Regions from separate parts of the Homo sapiens genome. Here region 2 is linked to region 1. A link is an interaction called in ENCODE POLR2A ChIA-PET data of the cell type or tissue named here. Cell type or tissue: A673. All regions are shown on one strand. Each heading gives the region's core, and the rest is flanking DNA. Links, peaks and the distances in the headings are about the cores only.

Region 1 (8,330 bases), core at 320-8,319:
AGCTGGGAAATCAGTTGACGTCAAGTCACCTATAAAATGGGCATCATTGTCTCCACCTATGCTGAGGATTCAGTGAGATAGTGCAGCAAAGCGCTTTGCCCATAGGGAGTGCCCCCACCAGGGAGCTGCTAGCACTGATGTATGGGGAGCACCAGTGGGAAAAGGGGAAAGTTCAAGGGTGAGCTGAAAAGAGACTGCGATGAGGGGAGGAGAGCAAAGGCTATGGCCACAGCCAGAGGCCAGCTTAGCCCTATCCTGGACGCTCTTAGGCAGCCCCTTTGGCTGGATCTTCAAGGCCTGGTCAGGACGCAAGCCCACCCTGCCAACCCCTATGGAGAAGAGTACAGCTCCTTCCTCAGGCAGCTGCAGAAGTGCAGAGGGTCAGAGATCACCAGGCACAACCCCCTTACGGGCACCACGGTGAGGAAACTGGGACTTGGGGAAGAGGAATTGACTTGCCCAAGGTCACGCAGAGTGGAGCCTGGTCTCTCCTAAGCCCTAAGTCAGATGGTGGGGGTAGGAGCAAATGTAAGGGGTCGAACCTTGCTTTCAGATCCCAGCTCTGCCACTTCGTAGCTGAACAGCCTGGGATTCACTGTCTTGCCTCTCTGAGCCTACACCTCCTCACCTGACCTGCCTTGTAGAGTTGTGTGTTAAAATGTTTATTTTCTTTCATGCCTCACAAGAGGAAATCTGGAAAATGTAGACAAATTGAAAGAAAAGGAGGACCGGGCGTGGTGGCTCACGCTTGTAATCCCAGCACTTTGGGAGGCCAAGGCGGGTGGATCACCTGAGGTCAGGAGTTCGAAGCTAGCCTGGCCAACATGGTGAAACCCCATCTCTACTAAAAATACAAAAAGTAATCCCAGCTACTTGGGAGGCTGAGACAGGAGAATCATTTGAACCTGGGAGGTGGAGTTTGCAGTGAGCAGAGATGGCGCTATTGCAAGCCAGCCTGGGCAGAGCTTCCTGCAGGCGTGAAAGAGAATGATGCCATGCGCCTGGCCAGAGGAGGCATGCGATAAAGGGGCATTCCCTGAGCCTTCCTCAGAGGACTTGGAAAGAGCTCTGGACAGGGAGCCAGGAGATCTGGGTTGTGGCCTTCATTCTGCCATTGAACTTGGTTGCCATCCTTGGACAGTGCCTGAGGTCCCTTTAAACAGAAGCTCCACAACAAATCCTGCTCACCCTGCACTTTGCAGCCCGGCCACAAAGCAAGCGGCCACACCCAGGGTTGGGTTTGGAGCTGTTCCAGGTCACGCCCTTGTAAAATGAGTAAGCAGAGGGCAGGCCTGCCCACGGGGCTGGGCCCCGGGCATCTGGGGATTGACAGGAGCGGGAGCTCTGGGCCTGGCAGGGCTTTAGGGTGGTCTGCTGCAAGGAGACTCCCCTGCTTCTTCACTTGTGACCCAGGCAAGTGACTTCCTTTCTTTGCTCAGTTTCCTTATCTGCAAGGTGCCTCATTCTGGACATCCTGACCAAGATAATGAACGTGAAGAGTGCCAAGCAGTGTCTGGCACACGAGAGGCACTCAGTAAAAGAGAGACCTTCTTGCTAAGATCACTGAGCCCTTCTGGGAGGGAGGTACAGACAGATGTACTTGGGCTCCTCTGGGAGGGTTCAAAGCAGTGTAAAACCACAGCTGTTACTGAAACTTCCAGTCTGAAAGCAGCTGGCCAGAGGAGAGTGGGCCTGCCGCAAAGCTCCCTTCCCTGGGGGGAGCTCAGCTCCTAAGTTAGGCAGTATTAAAAAAAGTCAAGGCTACATAGAGAAGAGCCTGCTGCCTGACCAGGTGCATTAGAGTAGCTAGCTCATGCCTGTAATCCCAGCACTTTGGGAGGCTGAGGCAAGAGGATTGCTTGAGCCCAGGAGTTTGAGACCAGCCTGGGGAACATAGGGAGACCCCTGTCTCTACAAAAAATAAAAAATAAAAGACAGAAGAGCTGACTGCCTTGTGAGTCCCATCACTCTACCCCATCCCCATCTCTGACCTTAGGTCACATCCCCTCTCTGAGCCTCAGTTTCCCCCTGTAACATGGAGCTATTAATGCCATCTATTTCACGAACTACAAAGATGTTTTAGGCTATAAAACACTGAACACAAGATACCCAATCCCAGTTATCCTCGGTTGCTTAACCTGTAAAATGGGGATAATACCATTCCTGCCCACTGCCCTCCTAGTTAGAAATCATGTGCAGGAAGGGTCTCCAGGAAGGTTAACGTTTTGAACATGGGCAAAGCCTGAGTCCACTGGCAGGGAGTGGTGGCTCTGCCTGCATCCAGAGCTGGCTGGGCATCCGTGCTTGCTGACTAGCACAGGTCTGACCAGATGCCTCTGGGGCAGTGGGGGGTGGTCTTATCCCTGTACCCGAACTTATTCACCAAACTCACAACTAAGCAAACCTACAACACCCCCTTCCTCTCCCTGGAGCCTGCTTCCAAAACCCAGGACCTGGAGCTGAATGTGGCTGAGAAGAGCTAGCCCCACAGCCACCCTGTGCACACACGCATTGTGAAGGAGAGAACACTGAAGCCCAGACTGGGTCCAAGACTTGTCCAAGGACACACAGAGAATTAGTGGCAGAGTCACACCAGAAACCAGGCTCCTCAACCACCACCACCTCCACTCCCCCAGGCTTTTCCCACTCCACCCCCCACCCTAAAGTTGTTTTGATTCACACGGGCTCCAGGAATTCCACTCCCACAAAACACACCCTGAGCCCAGGTCAGCAGGCAGCCTGGTGCCACTACACTTTGGGCCCTCTCTGGCAACGAGCCTGGGAGCTTGAGGAGAGAGCAGCCAATCTGAACAGAACCCAAGGGGGCTGCCCACATTTGTATCTGCTACATGGCTGTCTGGGAGGGAAGACTGGGCCTGGGGGAGGACCTAGGGCAGATACTTGGGGCTATCTCAGGAGCTGGCTGGACAATTTGGAGTCTGTCCATGGCAGATTGGATGTGAGAGACCCACTAGACCTATCCCTCTGTCTTACCAAAGTCCCACAGTGTCCCCAGGCCATACTCTTTGCCTGGACAATAGCAGGCACCCAGTACTGGTTTCTGGCCAAACAATGAAGTAATGAATGAATGGCGGCAACGCTGGCTGCATGGACTTCCCCAAGGTCACACAGTGCACTGGGAGTAGTGAGTTGGGTCTCCCTCCAGACTCGCAATCCAGTGCTCATTCCACTCCACTAGAATGGATGAGATTATTTCATCCAAAGTCTGAAAATGAAGGGGTCTTCTACTCAGATATTGGGGGCACTGGGTCCTGGAAACTGAAAGCTCATCTTCCCTCTTCCCAAAACTCTACCTGCTCCACTCAAACTGGATCTCAGGCACCCCTCCCTCCTTTCCCACACCTGGAAAAGCATAGGGGGAAGCGGTGGGGGCCCCCAGCATTACCGGCAGCCGGCCTGCCGGCAGGCATCGCACAACTTGGCCCTCGGGTCCGTGGGGAGTGGCGTCGAGGCAGGTGCCTGGCGCCGCTGCGGGAGGCGCCGTCTGCGGGTACAGCGGTGTGTAGTAGGTAGCAGTAGCTGGGCAGAGCTGGGGGCTGCTGAGGCCGGATGGCCACAGCTCTGTGGGGCTCATCGCGGGCACCACCTTCGGGGTCTGCCCAGCGGCCGAAGCCAAGGCCCGGGGCCCTTGCAGCATAGCGAGTAAGGCGCCCCCTACCCAAAAGGGCTTGGCGCGCCCGCGGACACCTGCGGGTTCCGGTGCTGCCGCCTTTCACACGGCCCGCGGCATGGCGCGGAGGCCGGGGGAAGCCGCCAATGGACGCCTGCGGGGCAAGGCCGGACCCTCCCCTCCTGGCCCGCGGCCGAGCAGAGAGCAGCGCTTAGAGATCGCCGCTTGGAGATCGCCCGGCGGCTGCGGTGGTGGCACTGCCAGGGGCTGTCTCGTCCCGAGGGCACCGCGACCCGGGACGCCCCGCGCTCCCCAAGGCCTCGGCACCTGGGGTCCGGCCGGCTCTGGGGAGGGGTCCCCGGCGTGCCCTCAAGCTCGGCGGAGACGCGATGCGCTGGGATGGGGAGGGGGGTCTCGACTGCACCGACTTCCTTGCGGCTCGCTCTCTAGTCCTTGAGTCTTTCTCTGCCTCTTTTTTTTCTTCTTTTTTTTTTTTTTTTAGCGCCAAACGTCGTGCCGCGAAATTCGGATCTCCCGCGGAAAATGCCGCGCTCCGGTTGGCTGCTGCGACAGTACAGGCTCCACCCCCCCCCCCCCCCCCGGAAAGAACGCGTCCTCGAGGCGGCGATTGCAACACTAGCTTCGCTGCTTAAAGGGGCAGCCACACCTGCTGTTGGTGCCGCCAGCCGCCGGCCGCGCTAGTTAGCAGCCGGCGAGACGGAGACAGAGGGTGGTTCCGGGATTCACAGTGCAGAGGCGGCCAGAGCAGTGCACAGCGCCCCGAGAAATGGGCCCGGATTCCCTGGGATTGAAGGGAAACATTTTGGCGCGGGGTCCCAGCCTGAGCCCAGACCCAGCAGTGTATTCCCCAGGCCACAGGCCCTTTTGTTAGTTTGCATTGTTGCTTAGCTAGCACATGTGCATTCATATCCCCTTTCCTGCTAAAATGAAGGCCAGGAACCTGTTCCCTTTAATGGCAGAGGGGTGAGGGACGGAGGCAAACTAGTCTACTTCTTTGTAGGGAAAACTAACATCTATTCAGCGCCTACAGGATGCCAGGCACCATGCTAGATCCTTACAAGCGTTGTTTTAGTTAATTTATTCCAACAATCCTGGGAAGAGGAATGATGATCCCCATGATAAAGACTGACAGTCTGAAAGGCTGGGTAACTTGCCCAAGGTCATACAGAGAGATTCCCTGATTTGAGAGCTGGCAACAGAATCTGGGACAGGTCCCAGCTCTGGAGCCCTTGTTTTTCCAGTTAAGGGGTTCTTCTACTCTCCCAAGCTGCCTGGGGGCACAGCAGGGTCAGAGTCCCACTGCAGAGCTTTGTCTTGTTCACAGTTGTATTATTAGGACCCAATACTCAGTAAATGTTTGAACATCTCTAGGTTTCTTTTAAACAATCCTTTTGTCACAAGAGCCTCTCTGCCTCATTCAAAAACCTTCATTGCTGATAATACATTCCTCATCACTCCGGTTTAGAGAGGCTCAGAGAAGCAAACTTGGGTAGTGAGTGGTAAAAAGTTGCTAGAAGCTGCTGCTAGATTTCAGGTCTGATTTCTTGCCTGGTGCTGTGTGATTTTTATGCAAGTCTGAGCCTTGGCATTCAAAGCCCTCCAGAGACAGTCCACAGCTTAATTCCTCATTAGATGGTTGAGGCCAAGGTGGCAATAACCCATGATGATTAAGAGCCCAGGCTTTGTAGCCAACAGCCCCGAATTCAAACCCAGGCCCAGACACTTTATTATTCATTGTGTGACCAAGGCAAATTTTGTAAATTCTCTGATCCTTGATCCTTGATTTTCTCCTCCTAATAGCACTTACCTCATATGATCATGAGGAAATCTCATGAGATAATGCATATAAAGCTTTCATCACAGAACCTGGATCATAAGGAGCCTCAAGAATTGGCAGCTGTTGTTATATCTCTGACTTTTTTTTTTTAGACAGAGTCTCACTCTGTCACCAGGTTGGAGTGCAGCGGTGCAATTCTCCTGCCTCAGGTTCAAGTGAGTCTCCTGCCTCAGCCTCCCGAGTAGCTGGGATTACAGGCGCCAGCCACCATGCCTGGCTAATTTTTGTATTTTCAGTAGAGGCAGGGTTTCACCATGTTGGCCACGCTGGTCTCGGACTCCTGACCTCAGGCAATCCGCCCTACTTGGCCTCCCAAAGTGCTGGGATTACAGGTGTGAGTCACCGCTCCCGGTCACATCTCTGACCTTATCTCCAGTGCATAAGACCCTTTTACTCTAGTCTACGTATCTCATTGGTCCTTTTTGGTCCTTTGAGGGCCAGCTTAAATCTCACCTCCTCCAAGAAGCCTCCCCTGCCTGCTTCCTCTCAGCCAGAATGGCTCTTACCCTCTTGGGACCCTTAGTGTGTTCTACCTCAACAAAACAAGGCTTCGTTTTCATACCTTGTTTATCAGTTAGGTTCTATGCTCCTTCAAGAATCTAGGTCAGATCTCTCTAGAATGCCCCTTAGCATCTAGGGCCTGGCTTGGAGTGCAGAAGGCAGGTAATAAATACTGATTATGATTCACTCATCTGCCTGGCTGCAAAGAATAGGAGAAGTTAATGAGATCTGAAGTCAGAAAGTCAGGAGGCCCAGATTAAGTAAGTCCCGCTCTCTACTTCCTAGTTAAGTGACACTGGACAGCCGCTGCTTCACTTCTCTTAACCACAATTTCCTCAACCATCAAATGTGGATAATGCTATCACTCAGTCAATTTCACATTACTTCAGAGACACTACTTAAATGACAGTGGTGGCGATGATCACTGATTTTTATTGAGAACCTACTATACACTGGGCTCTAAGCACCTTGAGCCCCTCCTCTGATCCTCACAACACTGCTCTGAGACGGACACTATTATTATCCCCATTTTACAGATGAGGGAACCTGGAAGGAATTGTGGCAGAGCAGGTTTGGGGAAGCAGCAGGGCCCCAGGGCCAGGGAGGGAAATGGGGGTGGCAGGGTGGAGCTGGGAGAAAAGAAGGGAGCCAGTGAGGGGCTGAGAGCCAGCTCTCTGTGGTTGAGTTTCGGGCAGCTGGGGCTGGCTTTAGAGTTTCACTGCCTGGGAACTGACTAATTCTTGCAATAGGTGTGGGGCACAGATCTGAAATCTGCCTCCCTGAGCTTGAATTCCTGCCCCATTCATTCCTAGCATTGTGATCATGGTCAGGTTGCTGGACCATTCTGAGTCTCAATTTCCTCATCTTTGAAATGGAGGCGGCACAAGTGACCTCTCCATTTACTGTGAGGCCTTAGTAAGGTGTTGGTTATAAAGTCCTTAGAGAAATGTCAGGTGCATGGTAGGTACTTAATATATTTTGGCTAAGGTTTATGTGAAATGGACCCGAAGAGGCCCTCACATGGAACCAGACTAAATACTTGCAGTTTCAGGCCGGGCACATTGGTTCATGCCTGTGAACCCAGCACTTTGGGAGGCCAAGGTGGACAGATCTGTTGAGCCCAGGAGTTTGAGACCAGCCTGGGCAACATGGCAAAACTCTGTCTCTCCAAAATACAGAAAAATTAGCTGGGCGTGGTGGCACACGCCTGTAATCCCAGCTGCTCGGGAGGCTGAGGTGGGAGGATCACCTGAGCCCAGGGAGGTCAAGGCTGCAGTGAGCCATGATCATGTCACTGCACTCCAGCCTGGGTGACACAGTAAGACTGTCTCAAAATAAACAAACAGGCCGGGCACGGTGGCTCATGCCTGTAATCCCAGCACTTTGGGAGGCCGAGGTGGGTGGATCACTTGAGACCAGGAGCTTGAGATCAGCATGGTCAACATGGCAAAAACCTGTCTCTACTAAAAATACAAAAAAAAAAAAAATTAGCCAGGCGTGGTGGTGTGTGCTTGTAATCCCAGCTACTCGGGAGGCTGAGGCAGGAGAATCGCTTGAACCCAGGAGGTGGAGGTTGCAATGAGCCAAGATCGTGCCACTGCACTCCAGCCTGGGTCACAGAGCGAGACCCTGTCTCAAACACACACACACACATACACACACACACACACACACACACACACACACAAAACCCTCAGAGTTTCTGCCGTACACGCCCTACACTTTCCCATCTCCCAGGCTTTGCTTACCTGGCTCCATATCCTCCTATTCTTCAGGCCCCGCCTCCCCTCCAGGCCCCTCCTCCCCTCCATCCCCATGTGCCCAAATCTGACTCATCCTTCAAGGTCCAACTCAAATGGAGTGGAAGGAGCAAAGAATCTGAAGTCAGACATCCCAGGGTTCAAACCCAGGCCCTGACACTTTATTAGCTGTGTGACCCAGGCAAAATTTCCTAAATTCTCTGATCTTTGATCCTTGATTTTCTAATCCTAATAGCACTTACCTCATAGGATTGTGAAGAAATCTCATAGATAATGCATATAAAGCTTTCAGCATGGAACCTGGTTTATAAGGAGCCTCAAGAATTGGCAGTTTTCTTACGTCTCTGATCCTATCTCCAGTGCATAAGACCCTTTTACTTTAATCTACCTATCAACAAATCTTCAGACTCCTTGGGGGCAGGACCCAGGCTTTGTTTTCACTTTTGCGCCTTCCTCCCCTGAGATGCCAGGCACAAAGTAGGCCTGAAATAAATGATAATAGTTCACATTTCCTGAGAACTTCCTAGGCGTAAACACCCAGCTAGGTATTTTACATACATTATTTTGTCGAAACCTCCCA
Region 2 (8,330 bases), core at 251-8,250, 230 kb before region 1:
TTGTAGTGAGCCAAGATCGCACCATCGCACTCCAGCCTCGGTGACAGAGCGAGACTCCATCTCAAAAAAAAAAAAAAAGTCACCTTTAACAATTTTCTTCATTAGTCTGCTTTCACTTACTACCCAAGATTTACTTTGATTTTTTTTTTTTTGGTGGCGGGGGTGTTGGTTAGTTGGTTGTTTTTTTGAGACAGAGACTCACTCTCTCGCCCAGGCTGGAGGGCAGTGGTGCGATCTCGCCTCAGTGCAACCTCTGCCTCCCGGTTTTAAGTGATTCTCCTGTCTCAGCCTCCCAAGTAGCTAGGTACAGGTGCACGCCCGCCTGACCTCAAGTGATCCACCTGCCCTGGCCTCCAAAAGTGCTGGGATTACAGGAATGAGCCACCACACTTGGCCCAAGATTTACTTTGAACTAGTTAGTGAAAACCTTCCTGGGGAGACAAAGTTACAGATTCCAAAAATAAAACCACATAGGCATTTTTAGTAACCTATCAATCCTTCCTTTCTGAGCTTTATTTTTTCTATAACTCATGTAACTGTTTTCAGATCTAATTCCTAAATAAACATGCCATGACATTTTCTCAGCATCCTGATCTTTTCTGCATATGCCTTCCCATTATTTTCTAGCAATTCCTTGAAACTATTAAAGCCTGTTTTTCTAAATTCATTTCATTTTTTTGCAGACAATGTTCCTAATCTTTCCTTGGGGTCCCAAACACTATTAAACATTTGTGGCAACATTTATCATAGTTTTAAATCTCAGACCAACTACATCCAGGCAAATCACTGCAAACATCTGTTGTTATCTTTTCTACTAAGATCATTCTCCAAAATCCCCCAAAATGTGGGATAATCTGTAACTCTGCTACTGAAAGTGTAGTCAGGAACACTGGCATCACCTATGAGCTTGTCAGAAATGCAGACTCTTGCCCATCTCAGATTTAATGAGTCAGAATCTGCATCTTAATCAAAATCCCCAGAAATTCCTACCCACTTCAAGTTTGAGCAGCATTTTTGAATGATGAATTCTGACCTAGACAGCTTAACTAGAAAATTTAAATAATCACCAGAAATTCCTTAAAAATCATTTGATATGTCCAAGAAATGGTCTTTCATCTTTTCTTTCACATTTAGGAAAGTAAAATAGAAATGACATTACAACTAATGAAGACATCCATATTACTACTCATCAATTAAAAGGAAGTTTCAATAAAAATATTTATTGTTGGTTGTATTTAGATCAAATCGTTTTCCATACCAACTCTATACAGATTATATTTAAATATGACTAATTTGGTAAGGTTCTATTTCTTAACAGGAAGCATGGAAAAATTTCAAAATGACAAGCCAATGCTAAACATGTACCACTTAACCAAAAATATTTAGTTATACGACAGCTAGCTAGAACACCCAAGTCCTTCTGACCAAGCCAATTCAGGTACTTGAACAACAGCCAAATAAATAAGCACCATTCTAATCAATAGGTTCAAATGAAAACAGAATGTTTTGATAATATTTTGAGTATAACACATAACACACAAAATTTTCAAAAGTGATTTAGCTGATAAAAATAGTGGCCTTTTAAAACGTATTAATGGCTGGGTGTGGCGGCTCACGCCTGTAATCCCAGCACTTTGGGAGGCTGAGGCAGGCAGATCACGAGGTCAGGAGATCAAGACCATCCTGGCTAACACAGTGAAACCCTGTCTCTACTAAAAATACAAAAACAAAATTAGCCAGGTGTGGTGGCGGGCGCCTGTAGTCCCAGCTACTCGGGAGGCTGAGGCAGGAGAATGGCGTGAACCCGGGAGGCGGAGCTTGCACTGAGCCAAGATCGCGCCACTGCACTCCAGCCTGGGCGACACAGGGAGACTCTGTCTCAAAAAGAAAAGAAAAGAAAAGAAAAGTATTAACTTTGCTTAATCTACTTAAAAACCTAGGCTGAAACTGAAGTTTACAGACTTAAAGGATTCCTAACTGAAGTACAGAATAATCTCCCAAGAACACGCGTACAGGAATGTTTCCAAATTCTATTAAACAGTATTGAGATCTGCAATAACGCAGTATTTTTGTAACTAAGGAAATATTACCCCTTAACATACTTAAAAACTGAGCTCCTTTTCTCACCACCGTTACCATACTTGACAATACTGATTCTCACCTTTACCCCATGGGAAAGAATCTTAAAATGATCAAACTCCTTGTTATTTTAAAAGGCATGACTAAACTGTGTCTAATTTAATCTCTTGCCTCTTTTTTTTTTGGAGACAGCGTCTCACTCTGTCACCCAGGCTAGAGTGCAGTGGCAGGATCACAGCTCACTACAGCATCTACCTCCCAGGCCCAAACAATACTCCCACCTCAGCCTCCACGGTGGCTGGGACTACAGGTGTGTGCCACCATGCTCAGCTAAGTTTCTGATTTTTTGTAGAGATGGGGTCTCCCTATGTTGCCCAGGCTGATCTTGAACTCCGGGGCTCAAGCAATCCTCCCACCTGGGCCTCCCAAAGTGCTAGGATTACCAGCAAGAACCACCACCACACAGAGCCCCTCCTGCCTCTTAACAAATAGACATCTAGGCCTAAAAGTCACCATTTGGAATTTTAAGTAAACAGCTGAATAAAACACTACTCTTGCTTATGAGCTAGAGGAAATGTCTACACATGGTCTTGATTTTGGTCACAACTTTCAATTACAAGGAAATAGAAATTTAATTTCTTTTCATAGCTATAGACAGAAGATATCTCCCTAGGTGAATATAATATACTCCACAGGAAAATACCTAACAAAATCTTGTTATTTCTAAAACTAAACTAAATAAATTCGGGGCTTTTGGTACAGCTAAAGCTTAAGCAACCCTTTATTTTTGGAAGAAATACATCGCAAATCAGTGAGCTGCCCCACCTTTCATTCCACCTCCCATTCTGCAAACATCTAAAGATGCCCAAGTTTAGATATTTCTGCTGTTAGAACATTCCTTCCTGTTTCAGTGAGTGATCTTTTGATCTTGGAACAAAAAGAACATAACACAACAAGAACAGTAAATTCTGGAAAACACTAACCAAAAGGAAGTATACTGTTTACTCTTTATTACCTTGAAACAATAGGGTATTCACTTTTTCTTCCCCGTAACTCAGTTTAACAGTCTTCATTTGAAAGAAACAAGGCAGAATACATTACTAGTCCTTCTTAATGCTTTCTTACTCAATTTGTTTATAGACTATTAGGTCCCAATCATCTTCCTTTTAAATATTTTTTGCTATTAATGGCACTGATTACAGAGGAATCACACATTACTTCAAGTGAATTTCCATTCTGAGTTGCAGAACTTCTATGTTTTTGACTGGTGAGAAACGAAGTACACCCTCAAGAAAAATAAGTCATAAGAAAAACCACTGTATTAGGGCTACCTGCAAGAGAAGAGGAAATCTTATAAAATTAAGACACAAAGAGAGAACTCTTTATACAGTACTTCCTGTAAATTGGCAGTATCTCCCGATGATGCATCCAAACTGTCCAACAAAGCTTTCCTCAAATAATCCCCTCACCACTTCTCCTTCACTTGTGGCATGTCACATCGAGGGCACAAGGGCACTGGGGCAATAAAAAGCCTACTGAAAGCACTGTACAAGTGTTTACGTTTGCCCACCTCTGTAGATTCTCTAGGATCATTTCCAAAATGCCACAATTTCCTCACAAAAACGCTATTGGCAGCCTGTTATGCCACAGCCAATATTCCTATCTGCCACCTGTAGATCTAGTTCTAACCTCAGTCAAGCTTCCTGGCAATTTAATAAATCTCTGGGGAGTTCAGCCTTTTCATTTTTACTATCCTACTCCTTCACTACCTTCCTTAGAACAGGTACAGTATCTAGTACTAAATTTGAAGACAGAAACTCCATTTAACTACAAAAGCCTAAATCACATAACTACTAAATCTGTTTTGCACAATCAAACCCATCACACCCCACCCAAAATCACCAACACAACATTTTGAACATGTTAAATTTTATTAAAAATATTTAACATCGTACAAATATTCCAATACAGTTATGGTACATGAACACTGTACCAAAAGCATGATTTTTATTAAACTGATGATTAAATGGAAAAGGTCTTGCAAATGTCCCTATTTTGGTATTTCTTATGTTACTATATCCATATCAGCAATTTATGTTTGCAGGAGCCTTCAGTCCAATTATAGAAATAGTCTTAGAACATAGTACCTAACATTATAATGGGATTCACTAAGTACAAGTCTACCTACATTATCGAAGAGGCTAGAGAAGTCCCTTTTGCCCAACCCTCATATGTGAGAAATCAAGAAAAGCAATGTTCATGGGATCCTGACAAATCTACTATATAAAGTGAGAGCCCTTATTTAAATTTGAGCAATTTAAGTTTTTCCCCAGAATGTCTCCTTTGTTGGTTCCACAAAATGTATTTTGTTTTTAGTGTTTAAAGTCAACAAACTGGCATTGCATTTTCCTTAACTTACATAAACTCATCAGAATTACATGAATATTCCTACTGCTTACCTTAAAACTTCCTAAGGAGCATGCTATTTAGTGCTAAGTTTTATACCCTGATCCTTTCTGTCACTGACACATGCATAAAATGTTACCTTAACACAACCCTGCAATCACTACAATTCTTAAAAGTATTACATAATTTCATTCTAGTGTTGTACAACTAGTCTATAGCAAACTTACAAGTAAGGGTTTATATTCATGACACTGACTAGCACATTTAACATCTAGGAAAGTCTTTCTAGACTGATATTCTCAACCAATAAAGAAGATACAGTGCTGTAAGAATACTGAGAAGGTTCTTCAGGCATGAAAATCCATAATTACTTTTAATCAGTGTTTATACCATATTACAATTATTTTTTATATGGTATGGTCAGAAATGCCTAGTTACTAAATTTAATTTCAATCTATACCTTACCATCATGGAATCCCCTACAAACTATAAGATGAGGGATTTTAATCTTTAGCAATAATTTAAATATTGACTCTTAATTCTACCAATATCTGCTAATCCTATCAGCTACCCTAGCTTTCACACAAAACACAAGTTGTTCATAGGTTTATGTTTCTGCTATGTTCAAGGTCTTAATATTTCAGCTATGTAATTTCCTCTTGACCCAAAGTCATTGTCTCAACATATCTCTAAATTGAGGCCATTATTGTCAAACTGCTAAAACTTTTTAAAGTTTCATTTTACAGTGTTAAGATTACTTTGGAAGATTTTTAAAAATAGTATCTTTGGTGTTTAAGCCCTCCATTCTATCAATGTCTTCTTGTTTTCACTAAAATTAGTGTGCAATAAATATCTCTTTAAGATGCATTATATGTTAATCTATCCAACAAAATATAGAAAATATAATACTAGACTGAAATGACAGTTAAAGCAAATTTATTGTCTCTCCAAGAGACTTTTTAAGATTATAAGGTGTCTATTTTGCTCACTTAAAATATACCCTGAGTATTTCATTACTTCATACTTGCAGGCCTTTCCTGCTGATCTGCTACCAATTTAAAAGTAAGTGAAGTGTTATTATATGTTCCTATTAAGAACAAAATAATTTAATATTAAAGTCCTATTTTTCTACAAGGCTGACATAATTGCCCACTTATAGGATATGGGCATTCTCCCACACTTAATGCCCCACTACTGATAAAAAAAAAAATAGGAAAAAAAAGTTCTTACCAACAATTCCACTGGTTATCGTCCCCAGCGAACCCCACCTAGCAAGTCGACATCATGACATGTCAGGTCAGGGCAGCCTCAACCTCGCTTCCCTGATAGTCAGGTGATAAAAGGAAGGAGTTAAAACAGGAAAAGTACACTTGCAGATTTCTGGATAACATCTGAAAATGATTAAAAAAACAAAAAAACAAAACAAAACAAAACAAAACCAGAGCTTCTGGTAACCTCTAAATAAAAAAGTATATATATGTACTTTTATTTAAAGAAAAAAAACTTTTCTAGAAGGATTAACAATAATTAACTTCAAATTAAATATTATTAAATTGCTGACCAATACATTGTATATGCAATATTTTTAAAGCTTGGTGTTTGCGTTTGAAAATTAAGACCTAATCAACAAACTTCTAATATAAAAGTAAACATGTCTGGCTAATGGATTTGTTATTCTGGATTCTCCAGTCAGTCATCCAATCTACTGGTTTCCTCAGAACAACTCCACCCCTAAGTTAACAGAAGCTCCCATTCTTAGAGAAACATAAACACACTTATAAATCCAGTGTAGTCTTTCTATAAGGCTTTTTCTTAGTTGCTCACTTAAGAGATTCCACATAATAATTGTCCACATAATAATGGACTACACTAATATTAACTTTGGTTAGTTTTCTTTAAGAATATTGGTAGCTCAGTATAATAAAATTATCTTTGAAAAATCAAAATGACAAGTTTTAACATATTTAGAAGCCTTGATAATTGACAAGCAATAGCCTTATAGCAAGTATTTACTGGAAGGGTTTGGTTTTACAAATGCACAATTAATAAAACGTAGGTATGATTATATTCAAATGGGCAGGAGGCAAATGATGTAATGAGTTTCAAGAATAATATTATATGGCTTTATGCTAGGAGTGAAATTTTATGTCCCTTCTCTTTTAGAATTTAAAATATATAATTTATTTTTTTGCATGCTGACCTTTTTAAAAAGAATTCATCTCCTAAGTCAGATTTCAAAGTCAAAAGAGAGAAAAATTATCTCCTACTATCAGAAAGCATTGGGCTTTCTTATGCAGAATAACCCCAGTAACTAAAAAAACCTGAAAAACAATTATGCTGAACTCATTTTAAAAAAACTACAGAATCATAACTCATTTTCCTTATCTTTTCACCAAATAAACCTGCATTTATTAGAAATCTGGCAACTTATTAGAACTTTTTTGCTCTTAAAAATTAAAATACCTTCATATAAATACATACATTTAAGCAACTGCTATAAATGAGTGATCAAATAAAAATTAGTATTCCATTATGGGGAGGGGCATATTTGTATCGGTCTCACCAGGGTACCTACAAAGAATAGCTCTATACCTCAATATATTTCCCAACACACACTTTACTGTAACAGGCTCATAAATAAAGCCAAATCAATTAGCTTGGGGAACAAAAAAGATGGAAAGACAGGAGAGCAGGAAACCAAATTCCTTACACTCATAATTTGTACCTAATTTAAAAAAAAAAAAATGCCAATCTAGAATAAAGACCTCCCTCAACTGACATTTTTCAGGTTTATATATTACACTGTTAGATTTATTTATGTGAAAAGTTGAGCTCTGAATCTATTTTCTCTGAATGCTGCTACAGTGTTAATTTACAAGACATGAAAGAAGAAAAGCTCTTGAGTTTTAATGTTTATAGGATTATGCTTTACAATTTAAAATAGCCACAAAACCTATAAACCAAATATTAGAGGGTACCTCTGCAAATATATTTTTAATTAGTGAAAAGGACAGAGGAGGAGGTGGCCACTTTAAAATTCAAAATATAATTTGCAATTAAAGGAAAGGATTTTGACATGGAACCCAAGTTTTAATCTTATGTTTTTGCGAGGGTTTGTTTTCTCAGAATCATTTCTATCCCCATTCTTAGCATTCTTTATGACAACTTTGTAGCTTGTAACACCTAATTAAGAAATACAAACAACTCAAATTTTATTTGTAGATTTTGTTCTTTCCAGGAAAAAAATCAGGGTTTTACTTAAGTCTAATTAGATGTATAGTTACAACTTCAAATTGTACTTTCAAAGTTTAAAAGCAGCATTTAAAGAATGTTTGGTGTCTTTACTTGCATACATGGGCATAAGAAAAACAACTGGATCTGTCTTACCAAAGAAATACCCATGTTAACTCAAAACTATCATACAACAGACCATAATTCCTTTATCAGTTTCCAAAAAACTAAAATATCAATAAGGTCTGTTAAATGACTATACTGTGTAATGAGTGTACTTTGAAAAAGAAATGAAATATATTGACTTTCATCAGTAAATAGTAATCTTAAATTGAAATGAAAAGAAGCCATGAAACCCAATATGATCTAGCCAAGATTACACGGAATTAAGTGGCTTATGATTTTGAAATCTAATATTCCTATCACAAAGACACCAAACAGGAACAAAACACAGAATAATGGTGTATCCATTTTAATTATTCCCCAATGGCTTCTGATATTTTTATCATTATAAAAACATTTGAGAACCACGTAAGAATAAGATGGAGGGGAAAACTTAATAGTAATTTGAAAGTGATTCACTTTTCTGTACCGTAAAGCTTAGATTCTTTTGT

What was found. Peaks named below come from ENCODE experiments on the same cell type or tissue, not always from the same donor. Only the 100,000 strongest peaks of a DNase experiment are listed, where the experiment ranks them.
Region 2: POLR2A ChIA-PET joins it to region 1 with 10 read pairs; 6 of 35 experiments call an interaction of 5 or more read pairs at or near these places.

The regions. Positions count from the first base shown.
Region 1 is chr1:23,527,136-23,535,465 of GRCh38, forward strand. E2F2 (E2F transcription factor 2) reads right to left here and starts at 4,098. Exons shown (of 7, transcript NM_004091.4): 1 at 3,407-4,098. The coding sequence starts at 3,658. It overlaps LOC101928163 (a long non-coding RNA gene), which reads left to right. Exons shown (of 3, transcript NR_110799.1): 3 at 270-1,284. RefSeq lists silencers at 1,152-1,348, 3,504-3,652, 4,190-4,329 and an enhancer at 1,367-1,496. In A673, for the core only: CTCF peaks have their summits at 944 and 4,327; DNase peaks (open chromatin) are centred at 1,246, 1,606, 3,766, 4,246 and 1 weaker place; H3K4me3 peaks cover 3,427 bases; H3K27ac peaks cover 3,879 bases.
Region 2 is chr1:23,300,697-23,309,026 of GRCh38, forward strand. It overlaps HNRNPR (heterogeneous nuclear ribonucleoprotein R), which reads right to left. Exons shown (of 11, transcript NM_005826.5): 11 at 3,992-8,330. Among named protein-coding and RNA genes, the nearest start is that of LINC01355, 19 kb to the left of the region's middle. In A673, for the core only: no CTCF peak of the experiment used is centred there; no DNase peak of the experiment used is centred there; H3K27ac peaks cover 837 bases.